Regions from separate parts of the Mus musculus genome. Here all the other regions are linked to region 6. The links are chromatin loops, found by intact Hi-C in ENCODE. Cell type or tissue: left cerebral cortex. All regions are shown on one strand.

Region 1 (4,000 bases), 300 kb after region 6:
CCTGGGACCACCGCTACTCAGCATTCATTTGACTTTTTTTTTTTTTTCCTTTCCCTGAGACAGGGTTTCTCTTTGTGGCCCTTGATCTGGAACTCACGCTGTAGACCAGGCTGGCCTCGAACTCAGAAATCTGCCTGCCTCTGCCTCCCAAGTGCTGGGATTAAAGGCGTGGGCCATCATTGCCCCGCATGCATTTGACCTCTAAGTAAACAAAATTTAGAGTCTAGGATTTTTCAACAGCGGTGGCCATCGTTAAGTCCCGTTTGTACCGTGGTCAATAGCGCTGGATTCTCTTCCGGGGTCAGGGTCTGATTCCCAGCACCCATGTAGTGGTTCATAAACCTGTCTAATACCAGTCTTAGTCGACTGATGTCCTTTTTTGCGCGCTCCCAGGACACTGCACACATGTGTAGTACACAGACTGTATGCAGGCAAAACACCCCGATGTATAAAAAAGGAATTTAAAGAAATGTTTATTCAGATTAAGAGATTAGTCTCTGTGACTGCAACCAAGATTTTACAGACATCTCAAGCATAGATGTTTCTTTAGGTTTTTGATGATTTCAGACCAGTCTGCATCTGGTATTTTTGTTATTATTATTATTTTGGTTATTGTTTTGCTTTTTTGTTAATTTGTTTGGCAGGGTGGGGCTGGAAGTGAGAGCAGTCAGAGGTGCTGAGTAGATCAGAGGACTACTTAAGAGGATTTGGTTCGGTTCTCTCTACGCTCCTTGAGAGCGCTGTGGGAACTGAATTTATATCAAGCACACAGGCAGCTGAGTGACCTGGTGAGTTTTTGAACGGGAAGGAAAGAAATAGGTGGAGCCGTTGGAAATGGAGAGAGATCTCTGAATCATATATCGGCGTCAAAAGGTGTGCACTTTTACGAGCCATGTAACCCCAGTTAAATAACTTATGCTCTACGAGTCCTTAGTTCTCTCATCTGTAAAACGGGATGTTTGGACCTCAAGCCACCGTTTTAATTTCCCTTCTAGCTCAGCATTCTGAATCCAGGAGTTCGTTGATTTAGGATACATCTGCTCTGTTGTACGTGCTCTAAAAATGAGGATAGAATCCTTTGAACGATGGCTGGAGAAAACCTACAACAGAGATAAAAAGGTAAAAGCAAGGGCAATGGGGGAGGAAGGGGGAAGAGGAGGATGTGAAGGAAGGAGCGGAAAAGATGCTTACAACTGCATAAAGATAAGAGATGCAAATATGCTATATGCAAATAACTCAAAAAATTCAGTTGTCTGAAGAAGCAAGAATAAGACATTGGCCAGGACATCATATCTCGCTTTTAATTGCGTACACATAACTCTCATCTCTCGAAACCTTGGAAGCAAAAAAAAAAAAAAAAAGTAGGAAAAAAATGAAAACGCAAATATATAAATATCTATCTCTCTCTATATAGATGTATATATATCTATATCTCTCACTAGATAGATCTCTCATCTATAGATATGTAGATAGATAAATAGTGCCAGAAGCAGTTTGAAAAGACAGTCTCTGAAAACAAGCGGGTTCCATGGCATGCGGTATGGCGGGGTAGCACAGGAAATCACGCCCCTGCCCCAGCCGCGGCTTAATCCTGCACACAAAGGAACGAGTTAGCGCCTCGGAACCGCCGCGGACCTTCGGCGGGGTCCCCCGTCACCAGCAGCGGGCCGCTGCGCCCTGGTCTCCGCCCCTCGGAAGTGACGTAGGGCGCCCCGCCCCCACCGCCAGATCCGCTGCTGCTGCCTCGGCGGGCCGACCTGCAGGAGGCGGCGGCGGCGGCGGCCGAGGCCGAGGGAAGATGGCGGACGGTGTGGACCACATAGACATTTACGCGGATGTGGGTGAAGAGTTCAACCAGGTACGTGAGGGTCCGGGCTCCGCCGCCGCCGCCGCCGCAGACTGTGCCGCGGCCCGGACGCCCGGCTGACCAGGGCCGCCGCGGGCCGCGAGCCGGCTTCGCTGCAGACCGTGCGCCCTTGGCGCCTCCGGGCCGCGCCGCCGTGCGCGACGGCCCCTCAGCCCTTGTTCTCGCGCGTCGTTTTGCGGGCCGCGGGGCTCTGGAGCGCGGGGCCCGGTCGCCCTGCAGCCGCCCGCCCGGTTCCTCCGGACGGTCTCCCGCTCCATTGTTGGCTCGGTGGCGGGCGCTTCCCGCCGAGCTAGGCCGCGTGTGCGGGGCGGGGAGAACGGGCCGCCGCGCCCCCTCCCCCGCGGCCGGCCAGAGGGGAAGCCCTGGCCCGGCCGCGCGCTCGCCCGCCGCCTCCATCCCGGCCCTGCCGCCTCGGGTTCCGATTCCTCCTCCCGCCGCTCCATTTTGTGTCTCTGTCCGCGCACGGTCGCCTCATGGAAGGCCGCGTTCACAGCCCTTTGTATCCCGCGCGCCCGCTCTCCCTGGGCTCCCGCTCGCCTTTGCGACGGGTTTCGGCGTGGCGCCCGGTTCCTTGCTCGCCGGTCCCCTTAAGGGAAGGCTGCTTAGGTTTGGTTCCATCCGCAACAAGTCATCTGACTTTTGGAGCCACCGATCGCATTTAAAAGTCGGTGCGTCGGCCCGCCTTGGTCATCGAGGGTTTGCAGTGCCTCCGAGGCCCAGTCCTTGGCCTTTGTGAAGCGAAATATCGGAGAGGATAAATGGCTTGCGCCAAAGACTTGGGAGCGCGGTGGCTGGACAGAACAAAAAAGATGGTGGTATCCTAGCTTAACAGACCGGAGAGACTGAAAGGGAGACCGGCCACTCGGAATCGGAATCCTGGGTAGCGTGCCTGACAAGTCGTTGTGAACGTGACTGTAGTTTGAAAGCGAAGTGTTTGCCCTGTGGGCTCGACTTCACGGTTTGAAAGGCTGGAGAAAGTGAGACGTGTAAGGTTTTCCGGTCTCACCCGCCTGGGATGCCTAGAACCAGCGTCTCATGATGAATAAATATCCTTGGAAGGGTCTGCTTGCCAGGGTTTGGATCGTCTAGCCTCTTACTGCCCTCTAAATATTTTTTTTTTTTTAGTGCATTTCCTATATTCACGGTTTTCAAATTTACACCCCACCATATTAAAAAATTCTAAGGTACGGATGAGAACCTGAATAAAATGCCATTGGTTTGTATGGCGTTTTCCCTCCATTGTTTATGACTAGGGATATAAGACTTGAACGAAACAGTGAAAACTCTTAAATCCTTACTGCTTCGTTTTTCAAGAATGACTGTGCTTTTGGCTTAAATGTTAGAAAAGAAAAGCAAATTGTCGTAGGATTTTAATTACTGCTGACAGAGTTTCTCTGTGTAGCCCTGGCTGTTCTGGAACTCATTCTGTAGTCGAGGCTGGCCTCGAACTCAGAGAGATCCGCCTGCCTCTGCCTCTGCCTCTGCCTTCCGAGTGCCTGGAGAGGTTAAACTTTTTTGACCTCAACGAGGAACTACTTTGTAGGCCTCTTTTTTATAACTGTAGCTTTTCGTTGACTTGGTACTTTTAGCATTGTATCTAATACGTGGTTGTGTACTTTTACAAGTAAAATCTTTGTAGGTTTAAGTAGATTAATTGGGAGATTTAAGTAACTTTTCCCAAAATACCTTGTTTGCAGCTCTGGATACTGAATGAACCCAGGGCTTTGCACATCTGGCTAAGCATTCGACCCTGAGCTATAGCCTCGCTCCGGAGGCATTACTTGTTACTGTTTTCTTCGTATAATTGACTTTTATGATTTGCTTGCTCTGAATTTTGAACAAGAAAAGTAGCCACAGAAAGGTTGCCAGTTATCTTAAGATTTGTTATATTTTCTGTGTTACTGTCATTGATTACCCTATCATTCTGAGATTCTACCAGAATTAAAAGCAACAACAAAATTATTTATTGATTTAATTTTCTGGTCCCTCCCTCCCTCCCTCCCTCCCTCCCTCCCTCCCTCCTTTTTGTTAGGTTTTGTTTTTGGGTCCCCCCCTAGTCCCCCAGTCTTGTAGCTTTGTTGACTTAGAACTTATTGTGTATCCCAGGTTTACTTTTTTTTTTTTTTTTTAATT
Region 2 (4,000 bases), 110 kb after region 6:
AATTCCAGCACTCGGGAGGCAGAGGCAGGTGGATTTCTGAATTTGAGGCCAGCCTGGTCTACAGAGTGAGTTCCAGGACAGCCAGGGCTACACAGAGAAACCCTGTCTCGAAAAACCACCAACCAACCAAACAAACAAACAAACAAACAAACAAAAAAAAAACAAAAAAAAAACAAAAAAAAAAAAAAAGAAAAGAAAAAGAAAAGAAATGAAAGGGAAAACAAAACAAAACAAAAGACATCTGTCAGGGCTAGAGAGGCAGAGTGTGAACAGACAGATCAGAGACCATAATAACTAATAGAAACCCAGGCTGTGTGAATGAGAACAGGAGACAGGAGCTCGTAAGGGACCGGGCCCTCGGTTCTTCATCTTTGACCTGAAGCCAGCGATGTGTTTGGTGCTGTCTTGGTCAGAGTCTGGAAATGTCAGAAGTGTTTAAGGGCTCTGCTTCCTAGTGGTTTTTGTTTCTTGTTTTTTTTTTTTTTTTTTGTTTTTGTTTTTTTTTTTTTGTTAGTTTTCTTCTTATACACAGCTCCCTGGAGGCCGTTTGAGAGAGAGGTAGTCCCGAAAACTCTAGTACAGACAAAAGAGGAGCATGGATACGTTGTGGGTGAGCAACCAAACTGCCAGCTCACCCCTCCCCCGCACCCCCCTCCCACCATGCTTCAGCCCAGACAGGGACACTGACTGACCCTCAGTGGCAACCATTTTCTCAGCACCTGCCTTTCCTATACAGGACCTCTGCCCTCTTCCTACTTCTTAAGCTGCCACATACACTCACTTAATACACTCCTTTCTAAAACCTCACCCTCACATTATCCATGGAACCCGTTCTTTGAGCTCAAGAGACAAAGGACTCAGAAGCCTCCAGCAGGGGGTGGGGGTACTACAGTGGCTGCTGGCTTCCTGGGACTCCAGCCCCCCAGGTTATTCTCACCTTAGATGAAAAGGTATCTGCTGTATGTAAGAACCCTGATTTCCGTCTTGTAAAGTAGTAAGCGTGACCGAGGCATTTGAGCAGAGTAATATGGCAGCAGGAGACTGGTGGCTGGAATAAATTCGTGCGTTGTGGTAGTAAATGAAAAAAAGTAGCTAGCCCTGTGCAGATCAGCAGAGGTTCGAGGCCCGAAGGAGGAAAGAATGTGTGTGTGTGTGTGTGTGTGTGTGTGTGTGTTACTGTTACAGCTTCTAATAACATCTGCACATGAGGTCCCATATCTGAGGAGTCTACCCTGGACCTTCCTAATGTTCTTGTGTCTGGGTCGCTATTCTTGTGGCCCCCAAAAGAAATGTCGATGGTTCCCGCCTTCCTCTGCAAACTCACAAAAGGCTGTCAGGCTGCTGTACAATGCAAGTAATAAGTGTTCTGTGTACCCTTTCTTTTTTTTTTTTTTTCCTCTGTAGTAGAAGCTGAAGCCACAGAACCTATTTTTTTCCATTTCTGCCATTCCTAAAGCAATCTTCTTGCACAAGTCTGAACTAGACTCCACCTGATGCCTGCTGTGGGTCTGCCTCCCCATCCTTTCTCCGACAATAGTTATGGGCTCTCCTGATAGCTGAAGCTAGCATGACAGTCCATTAATGGTACAATTAAGGGCAAATGGTTTTTCTTCCTTGCCCCTTGGAAAAAACGTTCATACCCCAGCTCTACTGTGGATTCATCAGCTTCTAAAGTCAAAGGGAGAGCTTTGCGCGGGTGTTTCATTTCCATAGCTCTGGCAATTGCACTGAATTAGTCATCCCTGGTTCCCGAAGGCTGGAATCCTGCCTGGGAACCTCAGGGAGAAAAGCTCAAAGGATGCTCCTTCCTGGTGTAGCATTCAGTCCTAAATGCTATGACTCTCATTCATTCCTTAATGATGGTGCAAACGAGTTGAATCTTTCCCACAGCAGATTTGAACTTTGCAAACACCATTAAACAAACCCATTACCTTGATGAATTCCAGCCAACAGATAAGCCCTATCAGGTAAGTGCTTTGCCTACAGCATTAAAGAACTAATTCCTAACTTAAAATACAATGGCTCGACCCCACCCCGCCCACCCCCTTTTAGGTAGTTTGTTAAAGATTTTCACTTCGGTAGGTGGGGAACCTGGTTCTTTTCGCTGTTTGCCTTTGAGCCTGCTTCCCTAGTCACCTTTGCTCGCAAGCAAGCAAGCCTGGAGCGCTTAACTTAGCTCCAGAAATGGAGCATCGCTAAGCGTCTACGGCCGCCACCAAACCCAGCTGCTTGAAATGTTCGCACAGCTGCTTTTCGAGCCGAGTGCAAACCCTTCCTGCTGTTCAAGGAGAAAGTGCTGACTGTGAGCCAGCTCCTAATGCAGCCACTTTTATGCCTTTTACCACCAGCTCGGATTTCAGTAGAAGGAAACTCGAGTTCGGGCATCTGGGAGCAAATGTGAAAGTCCACCTCTGGTTCTGCAACTGCTCCGCTGCAGAGTTCACAACCTGCTTCGCCTTTGGCTCTGACTCATAGGGAACCCCCAGGAGAGCCATATGTGCCCAGGTTCCTGCTAGGCGAACGATTGCCTCCCCTCCCCGCCTTCTCCGTCCTGAATGATTGGATATTTGGTAGTCTCTGGGCTCAGAGCAAATCCGTCCTGATGGGAGGCTGGTTTCACCCTGGGACCCAGAGACGGAAAAACAAAGGTGGTTAATGCAGAAAGGAGAGCTGAAGAGACTCGCACTGCCCCACCAAAAAGCTGGTGCAGAGCGAGGTGGATTGAAGGCTCGGAGTGCAAACCCAAGTGCAAGCCCAAAGACTTTGGTCCTTTCCAGCCCACGCTCTGACCAGCCCGGTGCTTCTTTAACATCCTGCCTTGAAGTGTTTGATGCAAATGCGATTGCCTCCAGGCAATCTAATAGAGACATCTGCCAAATGTGTAATTATATTTTAAAATAGCTGTGTATGTGAGGGTAGGACGATTTCTGCCCTTTTCTCTCTGTCCTCACTCTCCTGTGTTCAAAAAGAACAGGAGGAGGAGGAGGAGGAGGGGGGAGGGGAGGGGCAGGGGAAGGGGAGGGGAGGAAGAGGGAGAGGGGGAGAAACATTTAAGCTTTTGCCCTGGGAGTGAATTTCATCAACTCATTGCTGTGCCACTAGATCCAAACGCTGTCACTCAAAACAAAACTTTAGTGAGTGGCCATAACTCAAAAGGAAAATGTCTTTTCTGACAAATTTTCACATGGCAGGTGATAGATAATTCAGGAAGGAAGACACACTCTCAGATTTCAGTGGTTGGTTTGTTTGTTTTTCATAATTTCCACTTTCTTTTTGGAGTTTTATCATTCACTGAGTGTTCTCCACTAGTAAAGCAATTCTGGCCAACAAATAAATATTCAAGATTTTTTTTTTTAAAGAATACTGTATAAAAGCAATGATGCTTTCCAAGTCAGTGGTTCCTAGGCATTGGTTGCATCAAGGTCCTCTAGGATGTCTCAGCCTCCGACACCACAGGGCATCTTAAGTCAAGCACGTTGCTGTCTGACCTCTGTGGGGTCACACAAACTGCTAGCTCAAGTCACTAGTGCCAGTGTTGGACTGTGGTATTCCTCTCTCTGGGCAGCCCTCCAGTGAGTCGCCATCTCACGGAGCACTGTGTCCTGTAGTCACACTTTTACACAGGTGCCTGTAAGAACTGTTTCCCTGGGTGTTCCTTCTTCCTTGCTGAAAGGGCCGTATCTTGTAATATTTTTGCATAAATAAATTTGTCTTGCCTTTCTCTCTTTGATCTGGCTTCCTTTAAAGAGATGGCAGCCTGAGCCCTCTGATAGTTGAGGAAAAGATATCCCTTTTCTTTTAACGGGTGCCCAAAATGCCACCCCCCCCCCCCGCCCCTTAATGCTCAACACACTTAAGAGGGTGGCCAAGAGGTGCAAGGTCTCAGAAGTTATGGTTCTTGGAGTATTTAAAAGACTTGGGGCTTTCTAACCTTTAAACTGGTCTTGGAGAGTGGGATTAATAATTCAAATAATGCCCCCGTGTGATTCAGTGCTACTCT
Region 3 (4,000 bases), 320 kb after region 6:
GTCTCTGCAGATGATCGTTGCAAAGTTCTTATTAGCTCTCTGCAGGATTGCCTTCATGGAATCGAGTCCAAGTCCTATGGGTCTGGATCCAGGTAAAATGTTCCTGTCTCATGAATTTTTAAAACTGTTAGTTAACACACAAACACACACACACACACACACACACACGCGCGCGCGCGCGCGCGCAACTTCTAAAAAAATAGAACTGTGATTTTATTTACTGTGTACCTAGCAGTATTTAAAAAAAAAAAAAAAAAAAAAAACTCTGAATGATATATTGAAATCCCGAGACGCAAGGAACTCTGTCTTCTCTTTACTCTTAAACATCTGTGTACATTCAAGCACACTGCGTGATGTCATCTCTCCTTTGATTCTCATAACTCCCATACTTACTTACTGTTCCCTAGCCAAATGAGCCCTTCTCCTGGACACATCAAGCATTTGGCCACTTTACTGAGTTTTATGCTTGATATTCCTTCTTGGAACCACTTTTCTTGTTGTTTTCTTCTCCCCCAACATTTACTTGCCTCTGTATTTCTTCATGTTTTAATATAATATAGTCTGCAGAGTCTATTTCTTTTGTAGTATTTGCTATAACTGTCTATTCATTATTGATGCCCATTTCTTAGTGAACACATGTTGAACAAGGTAGGGGCTTTAGTAGTTAAACACTGCTTTATATAAGAGACAGGGTGATTTTGAAAGAGGGAGTTATGAATGAGTGGTAATTTTGTAATAGGTGCAGTTTTACTTTAGATTTGTTTAATGTATGTATCAGTGGTTTGCGAGCAAACATGGATGTATTTCTCTGGTACCTAAGGAAGTCAGAAGAGAGCATTCATTGAGTCCCCTCAAACACTGGATTGTAAGCCATCATGTGGGCACCAGGACCCTGGTCCTCTGAACCACTGAGCTATCTTTTCAGACCCTGTAATAGATACTATGTTTTTGTTTGTGTGTTTTTAAGATGCGTTTATTTTATATATATGAGCACAAAGTTGCTCTCTTCAGACACCCAAAGAGGGCATGGGATTCCATTGCAGATGGTTGTGAGCCACCATGTGGTTGCTACGAATTGAAGTCAGGACCTCTGGAAGAGCAGTCAGTGCTCTTAACCACTGAGCCATCACTCTAGCCCCTAGATACTGTTTTTTAAGCGTTACTTTTAAAAGCATTTTTACCAATTGTGAAATTTTATATATTTTGTGAGGTAAATGGTTAATCTTTACATGATATTACTTCTTTTGAGACAGGGTCTCACTATGTAGATGAGGCTAGCCTTGAACTTACAGAGAGATCAGCCTGGTTATCCATTCTTACACAGCTACATTTTGACTATTTTGATTTCATATGTGGAGGTGTTTTGCCTGCATTTCTGGCTATAAATCACCCATGCTAGGTGCCCACAAAGGCTAGAAAAGTGCCTTGGGTTCCCCAGAACTAAAGTTAGAGGTAGGTATGAGCCACTATTTGGATGCTGAGAATTGAACATGAGTTCTTTGGAAGAGCAGCCAATATTTATAACCCTTGAGCCATCTCTCCAGTTTCCCAAATGATGGTCTTCTGTCTGCCCTTAGTATGCTTTTCCTGGAGGTAGTATCCTAAGTAAGAGTAAGGAGTTCACCCGGGACACAGGTTTTACTTTGTTAGTTCCGGTTTGGTTTAGTGTAAGTATCTCTGAACAAATTTGTTGTAACTAGAGATTATGTCATGCATTGTCTTCATTGTGGGAACATCTAGCTCGAGCAAGACGCTTAGCACTTAATGTTTAAGTTCAGTTGCCTGGTTTAGCAATTAACATGATAATAATTTTTTTTTTTTTCTCGAGACAGGGTTTCTCTGCATAACCCTGGAACTCACTTTGTAGACCAGGCTAGCCTTAAATTCAAAAATCCACCTGCCTCTGCTTCCCAAGTGCCTAGGATTAAAGGCGTGCGCCACCACTGCCGGCTTTTTTTTTTTTTTTAAATAAATTCTTATTTAAACGAATGGAATTATTATGAGGTTTGACTATGATTTTTGGGCTTTTAAGATGTGATGATAAAATTTGCATAAATTTATTTTTTTCTTCATTGTTTCGTGGGTTCTTATTGTAAACCTTAGCAATTTCAACATGACTTTTTTTTTTTTTTTCCATTTAAAGAAACAACAATGTCCACATTGTCAGCATCACTACTCTCCTACTTTGGTGCAATTATTAAATAATCCAAGAATTATTTAAGCATAAGCACTGAACTGCCATGATACTTAAGACTACTGAATACTTAATGGGCAAATAACATTTAGTGTGGGTGCAGTGGGCCGAGGGATGGCTCCCAATGCGGGCAGGAAGGAGCAAGGTGACTAAAGTATTTCATCATGATGGTTGGCTCAGTCTAGGTGGTCTGGGTCCTGGATACATGACTAGGGGCTGCAAGGGAATGAAGAAAGGGCAGACACACTTAGATACAGACAGAATCAGGGGTCTGCTACTCCTGCAACTTGGAACTTCGTGGATGGGTGCAGTCAGCTAGTCTAGATAGGAGGTCTCTCTAGAGTACCAGTTGCTGTTGGAAAAACCTCCCAGAGGAAGTCGCTTCTTTCGTTCTTTCTGCACACCGATCTTTTCTTCATAAACACTCATACTCAGATTCCTCTGTGTAGCTAGCCTCCTCTGTATGGGAATCCTCTTTGCCAGTGTTCAATGGGGTTCAGTTAGGTAGGGCCTTGGAGTTCCCACAGGGCCATGGCAACAATCCGTTCCCTCACCATTCATTCATTAGGCGCTGCCGCTACTCATACCCTAATCAGAATGGCATAAGATTATTTCTGAAATTTTACATTAATAGTTTTTCTACTGGTGGCTTGTAGCTGAAACCATAGAAAGTAAAACTAGCGGTAAAGGAAAGAAAACTGTATTAAATATCTTTTGAAGCTGTACAGTTAACGGACAGCATTAATCCAGTAATTTCTTTTAGAAGACGTGAACGATCAAGAGAACGGGACCATAGTAGATCACGGGAAAAGAGTCGTCGCCATAAATCTCGGAGTAGAGATCGCCACGATGACTATTACAGAGAGAGAAGCAGAGAACGAGAGAGACACCGGGATCGGGACCGCGACCGTGACCGAGAGCGTGACCGAGAGCGAGAATACCGTCATCGTTAGAAGGTGGGCATTCCTTTTTATTATTTTATTTAGTATGTGTGTGTTATTAACAGCAATTATAACTCCAAGGCTGTTGTTTATACAGTAAATATACCTACATTTTAAGTGGTCCAAGTACTTGTTCTGATTTAATCTTCTGGAAGCATCTGAAAACAGGTAAGCCATCACAGGTAAAAGATTTTGACCTTTTCCCCTTTGAATATTGTATTCATGAGTTATTTGTGACTTAGATTTCAGATTGTTTATAGTCTTAAAGCAAGAACAATAATCAAGAGGACTCATTGTGTACTTCTAAAATCTGGAAATTGGGATTCTTGTAATCACATACATTGTTTGCATGTGATTTTAAATATTTATCTAATATTTAAGTGCTTGGATTTTTAAAAATAATTTTTTATTCTTCCTTCCTAGAATTAATTCTATTTGTCCCTGAAACTTTTAAAGAAGATCTAATACTATAGTAGGTTATAAATCAAAAAGATGTTTTTCAGCTGCGAAAGAGGATTTTTTTTTCCCTTTTAGAAATTACTTTTAGATGAGAATTGCTAGCATTTGATTGTATTTTTAAAGGAACACTATCTTTTTAATTTGCAAAGAAGGCAGAAAGTGGGTTTAGGGTTCATATCTAGGAACTTAAAACTGTGCCAAGCCATACATTCCAAGTTAGAAATACGTGGAAATAATTTTCTTTGATGTTTCATTCATAAGCCATAATCATTGTCTTTTTTTTTCCTGTATTTTAAATTTTTCTTGTGTACATTTTTCATAAAGTAGGATGAGTTGTCTGTTTATGCTTCATTTTTACATGTAGTTTCATTTTATATTTGTGAACAGTGTTTACTCATGAAGAGTG
Region 4 (4,000 bases), 160 kb after region 6:
ATGCCACCACTAACAACAACATCAAACAAAACAACAACCAAACCCGTAAGTAGAGAACACTGGAAAACTCATAGACTCAGTGTTTCTGTGGTCTCCCAGCTGTGGTTCCTTAGCTTCTCTGCTGCTCAGAGCCTAATGAGAAGAAAGCAAATTTGGAAATGTAAACACAGAATTGGTGACCTGAGCAAGACCCTCCGGGCTTGGCACTGGCGACGGCTTCTCTCACAGATATCTGTGCTTGCAGAAGGGAATTCTGGTAAGCGTTTATTTTCTGGTCAGAAGAAGAGAGGAATCTTGTATCTGGCTTGGAAGAGGGGGCGGGGTGGGGGGAGCAGCGGCGACAGTGGGGGGAGGGGGTGGGGGGGGGAGATGCCAAGGAAACACAAGGGGAGAGTATGCTATCCTCTGTCTCTCGCCCACCTACCTCCAGACAGCACTCACAGCGGGTCGGGTCAGCGGGTCGGGCTGACTGGAAATGCTGACACAGACCAGAAAACACACACCACACGTCTTTTCAAGCCAGGGCCTTTAGGGATTCAGCTAACAAATGCAACCTTCCAATATCTACTTTGCTTTAAAACCAATCCCAGCTCTTGTATTTGAATGCAAGGTGACCAGAGAGGCCAGAAGGCTTCCTTCTCCGGTAGGACATTGTCATAATTCAGCATGAGTGACTGTGTGTCCCTGTCTGCATTCATGGGCTAAGTCTGGTAAGGTCCCAGCTCTGGCGATTAGAGCTATAAGCGCTAGTAAATGGCTTTAACAGAAACAAGCTCATTCAATCTCCATCCCCCTTGGAGATCAGAGCCCTGCTGAAGTGGTGGGCCAGGGACCATAAGTCTTTCAGTGACAGAGTCAGCGTGGGCTGGGCTGGGGCACAAACTCTGGTCCTTCATGAGTCTGGCATTCTGGCTACCTGAGGAGTCTCGCCCCACACCACAAAACACATCACATTGAGTGTTGTACGGATTTATTGTTTTTAATGTGTCTTACCTGTATGCTTTGATGGGGTCACACATTGGTGTTTTATAATGGCATCGATTATGGGTGCTGTGTGCCTCTGTGTGCCAGGTGTCTGAAGAACACTCTCTGATCATGTGTGTAGCTCTGAGGTAGAAAGCTTGTCAGGTATGCTTGAAACCCTGAAAAGAAAAAGAGGAGGAAGAGAAGGAGGAAGAGGATATAGGAAAAAAAATCAATAAATTAAAATCCTGAACCCAATAACAATCAAATTTTACTTCTAAAATTAATTTAGAAAACTAGGCATACACATCCTTGATCCCAGCACTTGGGAGGCAAAGGCAGGAGGATCTCTGAGTTTGAGGCCATCCTAGTGAGTTCCAGGACAGCCAGGGCTACACAGAAAAACCCCACCTCAAAACAAAAACAAAAGCAAAAACAATAAAATAAAATCAGAAGTCTTAGTTGGTCTGGAGAAGTAGCTCCACGGTCCGATGCTTGCCCAGTGCGAATGCCATTCTGGGTTCAATCCCCAGCGCGCCAGAGCAAAGAAAAAGAAAGCTAGTAGGAATTTAGGGTGTCAAGAGCTAGGTATACGTGTGTAAAGAGCTAGGTATACGTGGGACATAGAAGAATATATCAGAGGTCATCGTCTTGTTTTTTAGCCTGAGATGGGAACCCTGGAGGTCAGACTGGGGGTTGCCATACTGAAATGTTTATTTATTCATCTCTGCCCATCTGTCAGACCCATGTAGGGAAATATGCAAACCATGGAGCCTGAAGCCCCACCCACTGACTGGGGTCAGACCCATGTAGGGAAATATGCAAATCACGGAGCCTGAAGCCCCACCCACTGACTGGGGTCGTTGGAATTAGAGCTCTGTTTACATTTCTTCTCCATGCCTACAAATGTATGCAGCTCCATTGGGAAAGTGCTTGCTTAACATGCATGAAGCCAGGGGTTCCGTCCCCAGTCCCCCCCCCGTCCCCCCCCCCCCCCGCATACAACCTGGTAGAGTGAGTGGCACACACTTGTGATCCCAGCATCCTGAGGTAGAGGCAGGATGGTCTGGAGGAGCTCAATGCTAGACTGCATGACACCCGTCTTTAAAGGGAAAAAAAAAATTCCAAATAATTCTAATGTATACCAAAGTTAATTTAAGGAAAACCCAATGAACCAGGAGCCCCTGCAGAAAGCAGGAAATGCCCTCTAGTGGCCAAGAGAAGCCATGTTCCATTGTGCATGCCTTTAGGCCCTAGGACTCAAGCTGGCCACTTAAGGGAGATGAGAGTAAGGTATCTATGGCAAAGCATATTTTAGTTGACCAGTTCCACTGAAGTGCCATGGAAATTAAGGTATAAGACCTATTGATGCGGGGACCTTGCTCTCGTCCCACCGCCGGGGATCACCTACCATGGTGCCTGACCCACTGTGGTATAAAGCCTAAAACGAAGGCTCAGTAATATCCACTGCCTTGACATCTGGTAAAATCAGGAGGGCTGTCCCGAATGGTCTAGCTGCGAGCCTCTCTCCTCTTCTTATTAAACTGGGTAGGCTGGCATTGTGCTTCTGTATTCCTGCACAATGGGCTCCCTGCTAAACCATGGAATTACTCCAGCAAGCCAGGCACGTGCGCCCTGGGAGCCAGGGGTCCTCTCTCCCTCTTGATGCTACAACCCCTCCAGAATGTAGCCGCTGTGTGGCCCTGTGTGCCCTACTGAATGTTCTACCCTCGGGCTGGGAGTACAAGGGACTAATGTGGTATCGGTCCCATGTGCACAGTGCAGCCTTGTGTGTGGCCGGCCAGCTTCATGGGCTTAGGGAGAGAGCCATGGGGTAAAGAAGAGCCACTCGAGATGGCCATGAAAGGTGCTCAGTAGATATTTGTTAAACGGAGGAACGGATGGGACCAAATGCCTCTCTACAAGTATAACCGTCTTTATGTTACTGAGTTATTGTTCATTCAAGTAAACAATGATAGGTACAGATTGATAAGTGAATGATTAACACCCCTTTAGGAGTGCGTGAGAATGTGAATGGACAGATCTAAGGGCCCAAGTGTGCACACACAGAGCACAGATGTCCATATATAGAGCATTTCTTTATCGCTTTCTACCTTATTCTCTCTCTCTCTCTCTCTCTCTCTCTCTCTCTCTCTCTCTCTCTCTCTGTGTGTGTGTGTGTGTGTGTGTGTGTGTGTGTGTGCGTGTGTGTGTGTTTGTGTGTGTATGCAGATGTGCATACCTGTGAATGTAAAGGTCAGAGGAAGGCATTGGGCATTCCCCCTCTGTGATGGTTTGTATATGTTTGGCCCAGGGAGTGACACTATTTGGAGGTGTGACCTTGTTGAAGTGGGTGTGTCACTGTGGGTGTGGCCTTAAGACCCTCACCATAGCTGCCTGGAAGTCAGTCTTCCACTAGCAGCCTTCAGATAAAGATGTAGAACTCTCAGCTCTGCACCATGCCTGCCTGGATGCTGCCATGCCCCACCCCCCACCCCACCCCCGCCTTGATGACAATGGACTGAACCTCTGAACCTGTAAGCCAGCCCCAATTAAATGCTGTCCTTTGTAAGAGTTGCTTTGGTCATGGTGTCTGTTCACAGCAGTAAACCCTAACTGAGACACCCTCTCTGCCTGTCTCCTTCGACGCAGGATCTCTAGCTGAACCTAGAACTTGATTTTCTGTTTCTGTTTTTGTTTTTCCTTTTTCCAGCTAGGCTGGCAGAGAGAAAACCACAGCACTCTCCCTACCTCTGCTCACTCCATGCTGAGATTACGGGTGAGCTTGGGAGCACGCCTTGTTTGTGACACGCATGCTGGGGTCGGAATTCTGCTCCTGTGTCTGCACTTCTGAACTATCTCCTCGGCTCTCTCTACTTTATTTTTTTGAGGCAGGGTCTCTGCCTGAATCTGGGGCTCACTAGCTTGGCTAACCTGTCTAGCTACCATGCTTCTGGAAACTTCCTCCCTCTGCCTCCAAAGTGTTTGGATTATAGGCATGCACTGCCGTGTCCAACCTCACACACAAAAGCTAGGG
Region 5 (4,000 bases), 240 kb after region 6:
TCATAAAACCTTCGGTCCTTGGGTCACTAGAAACATGTCTTTGAAGGGGACTCTGGGACCCCAATATCTCAGTGTCTTTCAGATGTAGGAGGATGGCCTTGCCACATCTTTTCAGAGCCGCAAAGATTAAGGCCATCTGGTTCTAGGCTACCTACCACTTGTAGAGCTATAAGCAAAAATAAACCTTTCCTCTTTGTAAGTCGATTGTCTCAGGCATTTCGTTACAGTAACATGAAGCCCTCTGATATACCTACTATTCGAAGAGAGTTGAAATCTCCTGTGTAGCCTCCTTCCTCATTTATGCCTTTATATTTCCACTGCATAGGTCTCTGTCTTGTGTAAACAGTCATTTTGGAGCAAAACAAATTTCAATTTAACAAAGACTTCGTTTGTGGACATTTATTTAACTGGCTGACATTGCTTAACATTGAAGAGACTAGCCGAAAGTCAATGCCAGTCAAGGCTGGGAAGACGTTTCCCACGGTGCTCGAGTTTCGCTTCTGTTGAAATTATTAACCGACTGCTTTGGAATTTTTGAAACGTCACTTTTCTGCTAAGACCGGGTATAGATTTTTCTGAACTTCCCAAGTTCTTAGGAGAAACACTAGTATTTTTAAGTTCTTATGTAATGAATTCGATGATTTATTCACTGTAAATATCACCCTGCTCTTCGCTTCCAGGACTTCTGCTGACGGGGCGGCTGTTGCATAAGCACCCCGTAAAAAGGCCCTGTGGAAACGGGCCTGTGATAAAGAGAATGTTATTTCAGTAACTCGCTGCAGGACTCCTGGGACCAATTTATGTCTCTAGTTACATAAGCAGTCCGGTTTGCTGCGATCCTTGGACCACCACCGTGGGCACCTGGAAGGGCTGCTGTGAGCGCATAAAAGCCAGCTCAGCTGGACACCAGGCTTAGAGATGGCTGCCCACGGGGCTGGATGGAAATGTAAAGGCCAAGTGGAAATTACAAACCCAACCGTGAGAGGCAGCCAGAGGGGGCTGGGAGTGGGGACGAGGGCGCTATTTTAGGTCTAATGAGAGGAGAATTTGAAGCAGAAAGGGCAGGACACATTTGGACAGTAGGTGGCGCAATATCGTCCTCGTGTTGCTAAGAATTAGACCTGGAGGTGATGAGAGGAGTCAGGTAATCCAGGAGCAAACTCAATAGACAATTGCCGTGGAATGCATACATTTACACACACACACACACACACACACACACACACACACACACACACACACACACACACAGAGAGATATGCTTAGAAACCTGTGGATAGAAGTAACAACCCTACTGTAAAACTTGAATGCATTAATGCTCTCAGTGTAATTGTCCCCTATCCCTCCACGATGTTCCCCGGAAGTGCTCTGTCTACTCAACAATGGACCAAAGTGCTGACTGAGTGCATCACATCCCAGACACTTGCTGTTGACACAGGAGAGTCCTGTGCTCCAGGTCCTCTCTGAAGGGTGTGCCCTTTAACGGAGAGAGGACCTCATTCTTGGTGCAGCCACCATGCCATGGAAAACAGATGCCCATAGCCGGGGAAACCTGGCTGGCTTGAGGACCGCCCTGGCTTTGTTCTGGAATGGGTGGAGGTTTGCTTCAGCAAGAGTTTGGGTTCTTCTACTTGAGATGCTGGCGATACGGAAGAATCCAGAGAGGACAGAGGGAGTTTGGGAGAACAAGGCTTGCCCTTCTGGGACAGATGGCCAAAGGCCAGCCACAGCAAGGAGATTTGATCCAGTGTTAGACCTGCCGCTCAAAGGCTAAACAGAGCGTGGGACCCCTAACGGCAGAACCTGGACTAAATGGTAGGTAACCAGGCATCTTGTGAAAACGCAGAGTGGGTGAGCCAGGTAGTTCAATTTTAAACTGAAGCAAGGAGCTCAAGAACTAGACGTGTCCTCAGAGAGAAGCGAGTGTTTAGCAGTTCCTGGAGTATCTAAAGGAGGCCGATGCAGAGCAGAACAACGTGGATTATTCAAGAGATCTAGAAAAGGAAGGTGTCAGCATAGTGCCGCGTGTGTGCGTGCAGCAGCATCACCAGAGAGCTGGGCCGGCGCCACATTCTGGGCTCTTGTAACTGTATTAGCCTTGTGCACTATGCACAGAGCAGACGGAAAACTGCCCCGAGGACTTGAAATTAATCTGTGTGGAATAAACATATTACACTGGATGCTCACAGGTACACGGTCAGTTCAGATAGGTAAGGCAGGCAGTACAGAGGCCAGCAAGATCAGAACTGGGGGAGGGCATCAACAAATCCAGAAAATATGAATCCAGTGTGGGGACGCGGACCTGCCCTTCCCCTTTGCTTGTATGTCACAAAAACTGCACGTTTCCTGATCACAGAGACACCCTCTTCCGACCTCAGCTTGCGGTGAGGACGTGGACTACCACACGGTGGCGCTGCCGTCTAATCGTTTGTCTCTTAGGTCATCCCGTTTGTCGTGATGGCCACCACGTGTGCGTTGACCGCCTCTTCTTCTTGTTAGCTTACAGGCTAAACGAGATCTGGGAGCCACCATGAAAGGGAGAATTCTCCCTGATGGAGTCGCAAGATTCCGGCCCTCGTCGCAGTGACATTTTTCTCTCATTGGTATGCGTGCTCTTCAGTCCCTCGGGACATTTCAATGATAGAGGTCAGCACAATCAACAAAGTCATATACTGTCACTGCTGAGGTCAGATTCCGGGCCACGGGAAGGCCTTCGGGTCATTTTTATTTACTCTGTCTCTTTGTTAGCGCAGAATTCTGAAGCTCTTACTGAGCTGACCCTGGTTGAGAGCATCGTGGCTTGACTTCCTCTTCTGCCCAGTCTTGCAGCTGATCCTGAGGGTACTCTTTAATAAGCACACTGAAAACAAGTCTGAAGCACCGCCATTATTTGAGAGAATGAAGTCAACACTCAAAGAGAAGCGGAAACCAGAGAGAGAGAGGCTGGGCACAGTCAACCGGAGAGCCAACTCTAATGCAGGCTTCCTGTGGTTTGACTTGTAACAACCAGATGGTTCACGTTTGAAAATATTCTGTCTCCAGGCTGGTTTGAGCCGGCTCTTTAAACAGATAAGAGGCGTCTGAACACACTGTATGGGCTATTCTTAAATATTAGTTTAAAGGATCCCTCGATTTAGACAGCTTGTTGAAATTCTTGTCTGATAGCACATACAAGCTACTTGAACATTCTGCATTTTGATTTCTTTTATTTTCTTTAAACTTTTTTATTATTAATTAACTTACTCATCTGTGTTGAGCCAGGGTCTCAAGTACCCCAGGCTGGCCTTGGACTTTCTATATAGCTGAGGATGGCCTGGATCTTCGGATCCTCCTGCGTGCTGGGATTACCGGCACGTGCGACCATACCTGCTTTCTGGAGAATAGGGAATTGAGCTGTGGACTTTGCACAAATTTAGCAAGCACTCTGCCAGCTCCCCCAACCCCAACCCCAACCCCTCACCCCAGCCTTGCTTGGTTTCTTCAGTGCTGAATTAACACTAGCAAGGACCTACTTCATGGCACTATTGGACGAATTAGATGAAGAAATACACGCAGGTTGCCTGGAACAGGGCTGGACACATTAGGAACCTCTTCAAGTTATTGGCTCCAGGTTCAGGTCACCCGTTACCTGGGACTTTCTAAGAAATACCTTTGCTGCTCTGAGGATTGGTAAAATCATGGCAAAAGATGACCAAGAACTCGTCTGGAGTTCCAGGAGGCGAATGCCTAAGGGAGCGAACTCAGTAGCAAGACCGAGGGACTCTGGCACAGGGGGGAGCCTAGGTCTCCTCAAGCTGTCCTTGGGCGGTGCTGCCAGCACCATATGCAAACAAGGTTCTGTCTTCACCAAAGCTGACTCTCCCCACCCTCACCCCCAAGTAGTACATTTCTGCAACATTGGCTAAACAAAAAAGGGCAACGAGAATGCACCTGCCAACCGCTAGCCTGAGGTTTCCGTTGAGCAGCGTTTATGGGGCAGTATATTATAGAGCAGGATTTT
Region 6 (4,000 bases):
CCAGTCTGTATACTGAGGGCTTTGGGTGTATGTTCTCAATGAATCTTTACATCAACTCTACAAGATGACAATGTTATCAGAGTTTCATAGGGCGGAGGTGGCACTAAGTGGTAGAATTACTGTTTAGCACTAAGCACCATAAACACAGCCCTGGGTTCCTGGGTTCAGTCCCCAAGACTGCAAAACAAAATAAACGATTGCAAATGTGAAGGATAAGGCTTTGGGTGACTAAAATAACTTTCTTCTTCTCTTCTCTTCCTCCTCCTCCTCTTCCTCCTCCCCCTTTTTGATGGGTCAAGGTCAAATCCATGCCTTAAATAACCTTAATTTTTCAGCCAACTACATAGCCAGATTTGAGATCCATGGAGGCAGTCTCTGGAATCCACACTAAAGCATTGTATTAGACTTGCCCACTTCAAGACTTCAATGTTCACAGCGCTGGGGATTGAACCTAGGGCTTCCTACATCCCAAGAAATGCTCTCCCCTAAACTGCATCAGTCACAATTCCAATTTGTTCCCTCCAGTGACAAACTGGACTATCTGAAGGTAACTTATTTATGCCCAATGACACGAATGAAAAAAAAACCCAAACCAAACCAAAACCCAATGGTAACAATGTCCAAATAGCTACACTCAGCCATTATTCATCATGAAAGAAAAACACCAGGCACATGATAAATAGTGTCCTCTGACAAAGACTGAGAGGAAAGGTGAAGGTTTTGATATTAGTAACAAAGTAGCGTTATCTCACCTCACACAAGAGTCTCTATCTCAACTATTACACAACCCCTGACCTAGATGGCCCCCTGGTGCCTTTCGGGTTCAATTCCTGGCTCCTTTGCTCTGGAGTGGGTTATCAAAGGCGAAGTTTCCTCTCCACTTTATCTACGGAGGTCAACTCTGCAAAATTATCTCCCTGTCATTTTTTCCCCTCCTTTTATCTTTTTTGTTCAAAGTCTCATTGATATTTGTCCTTACGTGTATTCAGGGGTTGAAGTCAGACACTAAAAAGAGACCAGTTGACCCACAGGCTCAGAAAGAGCTGCTATAGCAGGAGAGAAAAAGCCAGTATTGGAAACGAACTCAGAAATCTACCTGCCTCTGTCTCCCAAGTGCTGGGATTAAAGACATGAGCCACCCCTGCCTGGCTTCCCACCCAGTTTCTTAGGCCAGTTTGCTTAGGTATCTGAGGGTGGTGAGCCCTCAGCCTCAAGGCTGAGATCCGCCTTAGAGAGCGGGGAAAGCAGGGGCGGCACTGAAACCTTTGTGCTTTGCTTCCTAGAGATGAGACAAGCTACCTGGGCCTCAGAATCTAAAGATCCTCTTTCCAACGCACACTGAGAACATCCTCTAACACAGCCCATAATACTACAGAGCCCAAGTTTAGACTGAATTCTTCTGTGAGTCCCAGTAGCCCCTCCGGAGCCATAGAGCAGGCTGGCGTGCAGCAGGGCAGAACTCTTACTCCAACTTCCGATCATACTGACGTTTAACACTTTTGTGAGCTTTCAAAACAGGACACCAGCCTAAGAGCTTGACGCCTACACCGGCTTCTGTCCTTCAGGCAAAGAAAGGCCCGCGTGCTACATCAGAGGTTTCTCTTTCCCACAGAGGGCAGGTCTGAGCCTTTCAGATGAGTCACCATCTTAGACACACAAACTTCCTAGCACTTGGTGAACTCTTTCAATGAATGAACAGCGTGGCAGAGACCAGGGAGTGTCTATATAGGAGCATTTGCCCTCATCACCTACAGACAGTTCTCTCTGACATCATCACCTACAGACAGTTCTCTCTAACATCATCACCTACAGACAGTTCTCTCTGACATCATCACCTACAGAGACAGTTCTCTCTGACATCATCACCTACAGAGACAGTTCTCTCTGACATCATCACCTACAGAGACAGTTCTCTCTGACATCATCACCTACAGACAGTTCTCTCTGACATCATCACCTACAGAGACAGTTCTCTCTGACATCATCACCTACAGAGACAGTTCTCTCTGACAGCAGGCAGGGCACTAATGTGGAGCAAGACTTTCTAATAAGTAGCAACAACCACATCAGTATTTTGAAATAGTTTCTTTTTTTTTTTTTAAAGTCAGAAAAAAATATTCCTGTCTTAAACCACAAGGGGGCAGGATTGACGTGCTAATAAACCTACTGTTATCTGAGTTCTCAGCAGATTACAGGGACAGGCGGGTGGAAAAATATTCTTGATACGGCCTAATTAAATGGACTCATAAACTCAATATACCATTGCCAACGATGCTTATGCTATTATTTATTACTTATTATTTATCGGGCTGCACAGCTTCTGCACACTAATACCGTATTAAACATGGCATGCGAAGCTGGCCCTGATTCAGCGCTCTGTGGATCATCCCATCATCCCGATGGCTAGATTAAAAGGCGACAGAGAGGGCAGCGAGGGGCAGAGACATATTCATGTCTTGTTACACCTCCTTGATGATAGTGACGAAGGGTGACTTCACAAAAGAATTCAGAGTGACTTACTAAAGAATCAGTATCGGGAGAGCCTTAATGGATGATGGTTCAGTTATTCCAGGACTCACGGGAAAAGGCCAGCGGAAACTGAAATGTCAGAATAACAACCAAGGACCCAGCACGGTGATTACGTAAGGTGGAGGGAGCCAATGATATGTTTGTAATGTTATAAAGGTGCCGGCAGCACTCGGTTTTATTTTCAAATTTTTACATTTGCTTATTTACATATTTATTGTCTTGGGGAGGCCCCCGTGCTCTATGGCATAAGAGTTTGGAGGTCAGAGGACAGTAGTCAGGTCTCTCCTTCCACCCTGTGGGCTCCCAGGATGAACGGAGGGCACCAGGCTTGGCGCAGGCGCATTTACCTGCAGAGCCACGCAGCGGGCTACAACTAGGCTTCTGATTGAAGATGTTGCAAGAGTACATCCGGTTTTCCTGATCTTTTTGCCAGATTTGCATATCATTCCATATGTAAAATTGGGGGAACTCTGGGCTTTTACGCCCTCAAAACAAGTGACTCATCCTCTCTTACGAACGAACAGCTAAGCCTAGCATCTCTCACACACTGTAGATAACACGTTGAGAATTCAAACCCTTAGTCCTGGCATAGAAAACCAGGTCCAGCCCCAAGTCCCCGGAGGAGGTTTTGTATATGCTCGACGCAAAGGTTCTACCCACGCTGTGAGTGTTAACAAGAAGATATAGGACACAAACCTAGGTGCACCTGTTTTATATATTCGATCAAAGAGGCTTTGTTATCGTTCCAAAAGAGCGGCAGCTTCTCCTCGCGAGGATATTTACAGCACGACAGCTCCAGGGTAATTTCAAAGCACTGGGCCCAGATGTAGTTGTAATCTTGCATTCCCCCTGCAAAGCAAGCACATCTCATTTTTGTTAAGGACCAGTGGTGGAAGGGAGCCAAGTATCACGTGCCCGGGAGACGAGCGAATGAGAAAAAGAGGCATTGGCTGTGAATTAACACATCCGTCACGTGGGGCTTCACAACTCATCACGTGATCAGACAGACACGGGGTCCCGTGAGGTAGCTGGGGTGCAGCTGACTGAAACTCAGTTATGCACCAAAATTAAGTCAGAGATGGGAAATGATTTCCCCCTCCCTTAAAATCCTACATTTCAAGAGCACCCCTCCCCCTTAAATTGCATTCTAACTAGAAAGGAGTAGGGGCGTGGTTAGAGGGTAGAGGCTACATTTTATGTGGGTACAGGCTGTTTTTAAGAAGAGGTTCAGAGGAGGACAGGACACGGTGTAAATGGGGCACTCATGTTCTCAAAGACATTTTAAGTTAAAAATATTGCAAAAAGGAAAATTTAGTTTATTGACTCTACTGCAAAAAGGTAGTGGGATAAACAGGCTGGGAAAGACAGCAGAATATGATTGTTTTTTAAAGTATTTCTGTAGGGCTGGAAAGACGGATACTGGTACTTTCCCAGCAAACTTGAGTTCGGTGCCCAGTACCCGCATCAGGTG
Region 7 (4,000 bases), 220 kb after region 6:
AAACTCCTCCTTGGCATTGGCTCTGGTGTCCCAGGAAATTAAAATTTAGAGCCAAACTCCCCTTACACATAATAATAACCTCGTTATGGAGGTGCTCGCAAACGGATCACGAGCGGGAAGCAGCTCTCTCCCGTGATTAGTTTAATTAGCGCCTTCCTCGGTCTCATCAGGAATGTTGAGGTTCAGCTGGGCAGGGAGTCCGGCAAAGTGGCTGAGCTGCCTCCGGGACACGCGGAGGGCGGGGTGGGGTGGGATAGGGGCTTCTGAGAAGGCTCTGAATTCCGGAACCCCAGTGGCCTCAAAGATAGACCAGTTCCTGGTCCAGAGGAGACACACAGGCTCCCTGGACAGTACAGGTTCAGACACCTGGCATTTACTTGGCAGATCCCTGTTAGGAGTGCTCCCACCTTTCATGCCTCCTCCCTTCCCCCCCAGATTTCAGCTACAGTAGAATCTAGGCATCTTCACTCACCTAGTCTTTGTGTCAACTCAGGGTGAGAATTACTGAGAGTGCTGAAATTCTAGACCGTGCCGGAACCTCCCACACAAGACCACATTTTCTTTCCACAATCTACAGCCACTTCCAGTTCACAGGCCAGGGTGGGAACTTTAATAAACAGTAGAATTTGCCAGAGTGGCAGGGGCGGAAAAGGAGGTAGAACAGGGGAGCCCAGGACAATGCGTTGTCTCCAGGCCATGGGGACACAGAAGGTCACCTGAGATGGCACATTGTAGGTCAGAGAGAACAGGGTAAGAGCAAGTCCTGACGTAGGAACGAACGGTAACAGCTTAGGGGATCTTGTATCAGGTATAGGCCTTCGCAGGGTGGGGTTGGAAAGTGTAAAGGTTGTCAGAGAGAAAACAGAGTCACTTAGGTCAAGCTGGAAAGCCCTGGAGTAGCGACTGTCACCAAGTCCTGGATAAAAAGGACTGCCCTCCAAAGACTGACAGAATCACAGCCTCGAACAAGGGCATCTACAACCTTACACACTACACCACGATTGTGCAAGGACATTTGATCCGCCGTCTTCTGTTTAAATTTGGACTGACCTCTGACCTTTGAACGCCCTTGTCCACTAGTCTGCCTGGCCAAAGGATTGTTGCAACAAAAGAGGTTGTGTGATCTTTCTCATTTTTGCCTTTAGAAGCCTTCCTTTCTGTAACTCCAGCAACGAATACACTAAAAGCTGGCCCTGCCTCACGACCCTCTGGGGTGGCCACACTCAGAGTTTACCATGGCACACATCTTCTTGCAATGCCACTATTCCTGTTGGCCTTTGGAGAAGCTTTGTGTTGGCGACTTGGCTTAGCAAAGGCCTCTCCCCCAGATTCTGAGCAGCAGGTGTGCAAGCAAGATGGTCCCGAAACTTCCAGCTCCTTATTCCCCCTGGTGAGAAAGTGTTTCTCCTCCAGGTTTCAAGCCGTTCCTGGGCACAGAAACAGGAGCGCTTCAAACAGGGTAATTGCAACTATGTCTCCATTTACCCAACCCTTGTGCTTGTGCTAAAGGACAGGTGTCCGTGCAGCACGAGGCCATTGAATGTTTGACCTCCAACTTCAAACAACATTCCCTTCCTTTTGCTTTATCTCAGATGTAGATTTACACTGTTTAATAATTTACTACAGGAGAAGTCCTTGAAACAAATCTCGGGAGATAAGCTGCTGCAGGGGAGTTGCCCAGACTTGTTGAGTTTGCCAGTATTCTTGTTTAATCATCTCTAGCCACTTGTTATGATTTGGACCTTAAGTGTCCCCTAAGAGTCCGTTTGCTAAAGGTTTGCTCGCTCACCTGTGGTGTTCTTGGGAGATGATGGAATGTTTTAAAAAATGTCAAGGTTAATACTGATCATTAAAAGGGCTGGAGAGATGGCTCATCAGTTAAGAGTACTTACTGTTCCTGCAGAGGCCCCAGGTTGGGGTCAGAGCATCCATAAGATGGCTCAGTCCTAATTCCAGTTACATTGGTTTCTGGCGCCCTCTTCTGGATTCTAGAGGCACTACATGCATGTGGTGCAGCTATAACAGGCAAAACCCACTCATACATAAAATTAAAATAAATAAATAAAAATCTAAAAAAAAAACAAAAACACCCTCTTCGATCATCAGATTGGCAGGAACTAGAATCACCTAAAAAACAAACCTATAGCATGTTTGTGAGGGATTTCTAAGTTGGGCTGAGGTGAGAAGACCCGTCCTAATGTAGGCTATGGGCTGGGACCCTTGACTAAACGAAAAGGATTAAGTCACGTGACAGCATTCAAGGCCCTCTACTTCCTGCCTGTGGATGAAATGTGACCGGAAGCCTCTTGCGTCTGCACTGGACCTTCCAACTATGATGGACTCTGAACCCAAACTGAGAGCCAAAGTTAACCCTTTGGAGGACCGTAGTGTCTACAGCTGCTGTTCTCAACCTGTAGCTCGCAACCCACCTGGGTCAAACGACCCTTTCAGAGGATCGCCTTAGACCATCTGCATATCAGATATTTACAACATGATTCATAACAGTAGCAAATTTACAGTTATGAAGTAGCAATGAAAATACTTTTATGGTTGGGGGTCACCCTAGCATGAGGAGCTGTCTCAAAGAGTGGAAGTGTTAGGAAGGTTGAGAACGGTTAGGAAGGGGGATAAAGGAACACAGGACATTGGGGTGTGCCCTTGAAGAGGCCCTGGAGGCACACATTTTTTTTCCAGCCTACTTTTAAAAAGGTTCACCCTCTCCTCTAGTCCACCACCCAGCAGAGGTAGTGAAAGAGAAAAGTTATTGAATATGTGCATCTCAGGTAATGTGCCACATCACTGGAACCCTAACTCAGCCCTGCAGAATTTTCTCTTCCATGCCTTCATTCTCAGCTTCCGAGGTGATGAGACTGGCAGAAACCCTTGGTCATTGGCAAAATCCTGAGCCTTCTTTCCTTCCTAAGACAAGCTGGTCAATCTCATCCACCCTCAATGTTCTTTTTCTTTGTTTTAAGATTTATTTATTCATTTTATGTATATGAGTACACTGTAGATGTACAGATGGTTGTGAGCCTTCATGTAGTTGTTGGGAATTGAGGTTTTAGGACCTCTGCTTGCTCCGGTCAACCCTGGCCCAAAGATTTATTTATTATTATACACAAGTACACTGTAGCTGTCTTCAGATGCACCAGAAGAGGGCATCAGATCTCAGTACGGGTGGTTGTGAGCCACCATGTGGTTGCTGGGATTTGAACTCAGGACCTCTGGAAGAGCAGTCATTGCTTTTACCTGCTGAGCCATCTCTCCAGCCCCACCCTCGATGTTCTACTGAAGTTTTTGCCATCTATTTCTTCTACAGAGGCTATGGGTGTGGCTTTTAACAGCCCCACAGTACAGGCCAAGCAACACCAAATTAAAATGAAGGCTGCTTTCGGTAAAGGACAGGGTCTCACTGTAACACCCTGGGTGACAGGGAACTCACTATGTAGACCAGGCCAGCCTAGATCTTGAAGAGTGTGTCTCCATCATTGAGAGATACTAACTTCTCTTAGAGCTCAATGATGTGGTAAGAAGAAGAATTCTCTCGGGAAACATTTTCTTACTAAAGAAAACAGTGAGAATTGTCTCATCTGAACGCAGAAAGTGAGACATCTCATTGTGAGTGGATATCCTCTGCTAACCCCATCCCCCTGAGGGAGGCAGGACAGCAGTTGGAGGTCGTCGGGCAACAGGACATGAAGTGCCTGGGTGATATTTTTCACACAAGCTGTGAACATGGTAGGCTTGCCAGCATATTGCCAGTAGCAAGTGTCCCTAAGAACCTCCCAAACCAAGGCTGCTGACAGGTCTGGCATCTTATTGGAAGTGGATTTTGTGACTGGCAACATCTGACAGTTGCCAGGTGGTTTGGAACACTGGTATAGTTTCCTGTTGTTCAACTCTAAGATCTCATGGATAGATAGATAGATAGATAGATAGATAGATAGATAGATAGACGGATAGATAGATAGATCTTGAAAACAGAAAGGTAACTCCTATT

What was found. Peaks named below come from ENCODE experiments on the same cell type or tissue, not always from the same donor. Only the 100,000 strongest peaks of a DNase experiment are listed, where the experiment ranks them.
Region 1: a loop joins it to region 6, with 3 times the contacts of the local background. A loop is called at or near these places in 12 of 42 quality-filtered maps.
Region 2: a loop joins it to region 6, with 2.3 times the contacts of the local background. A loop is called at or near these places in 9 of 42 quality-filtered maps.
Region 3: it touches region 6 in a loop (4-fold over the local background); 11 of 42 quality-filtered maps call a loop at or near these places.
Region 4: a loop joins it to region 6, with 13 times the contacts of the local background. A loop is called at or near these places in 18 of 42 quality-filtered maps.
Region 5: it touches region 6 in a loop (3-fold over the local background); 2 of 42 quality-filtered maps call a loop at or near these places.
Region 7: a loop joins it to region 6, with 10 times the contacts of the local background. A loop is called at or near these places in 41 of 42 quality-filtered maps.

Annotation. Positions count from the first base shown.
Region 1 is chr10:117,374,697-117,378,696 of GRCm38, reverse strand. It overlaps Cpsf6 (cleavage and polyadenylation specific factor 6), which reads left to right and starts at 1,724. Exons shown (of 10, transcript NM_001013391.2): 1 at 1,724-1,858. The coding sequence starts at 1,799. In left cerebral cortex, a CTCF peak has its summit at 1,729 (motif pointing right); DNase peaks (open chromatin) are centred at 1,037, 1,690, 2,475 and 3,597; H3K4me3 peaks cover 2,996 bases; H3K27ac peaks cover 2,100 bases.
Region 2 is chr10:117,569,969-117,573,968 of GRCm38, reverse strand. No RefSeq gene overlaps it. Among named protein-coding and RNA genes, the nearest start is that of Gm32235, 13 kb to the right of the region's middle. In left cerebral cortex, no CTCF peak of the experiment used is centred here; DNase peaks (open chromatin) are centred at 1,726 and 2,257; H3K4me3 peaks cover 809 bases; H3K27ac peaks cover 216 bases.
Region 3 is chr10:117,355,085-117,359,084 of GRCm38, reverse strand. It overlaps Cpsf6 (cleavage and polyadenylation specific factor 6), which reads left to right. Exons shown (of 10, transcript NM_001013391.2): 8 at 1-92; 9 at 2,961-3,150. The coding sequence ends at 3,147. Among named protein-coding and RNA genes, the nearest start is that of Cpsf6, 20 kb to the left of the region's middle. In left cerebral cortex, no CTCF peak of the experiment used is centred here; no DNase peak of the experiment used is centred here.
Region 4 is chr10:117,514,161-117,518,160 of GRCm38, reverse strand. No RefSeq gene overlaps it. Among named protein-coding and RNA genes, the nearest start is that of Gm32235, 43 kb to the left of the region's middle. In left cerebral cortex, a CTCF peak has its summit at 2,188 (motif pointing left); DNase peaks (open chromatin) are centred at 1,735 and 2,184.
Region 5 is chr10:117,433,994-117,437,993 of GRCm38, reverse strand. No RefSeq gene overlaps it. Among named protein-coding and RNA genes, the nearest start is that of Gm32141, 11 kb to the left of the region's middle. In left cerebral cortex, CTCF peaks have their summits at 1,051 (motif pointing right) and 2,403 (motif pointing right); DNase peaks (open chromatin) are centred at 1,682, 2,059, 2,409, 2,893 and 2 more places; H3K4me3 peaks cover 579 bases; H3K27ac peaks cover 1,509 bases.
Region 6 is chr10:117,675,318-117,679,317 of GRCm38, reverse strand. Cpm (carboxypeptidase M) reads right to left here. Exons shown (of 9, transcript NM_027468.1): 7 at 3,226-3,378. Among named protein-coding and RNA genes, the nearest start is that of Gm25709, 15 kb to the right of the region's middle. In left cerebral cortex, a CTCF peak has its summit at 2,142 (motif pointing right); DNase peaks (open chromatin) are centred at 2,676, 3,008, 3,437, 3,910 and 2 more places; H3K4me3 peaks cover 1,612 bases; H3K27ac peaks cover 1,629 bases.
Region 7 is chr10:117,453,650-117,457,649 of GRCm38, reverse strand. It overlaps Gm51783 (a long non-coding RNA gene), which reads right to left and starts at 1,136. Exons shown (of 3, transcript XR_003948948.1): 1 at 473-1,136. In left cerebral cortex, CTCF peaks have their summits at 1,987 (motif pointing left) and 3,175 (motif pointing right); a DNase peak (open chromatin) is centred at 1,978.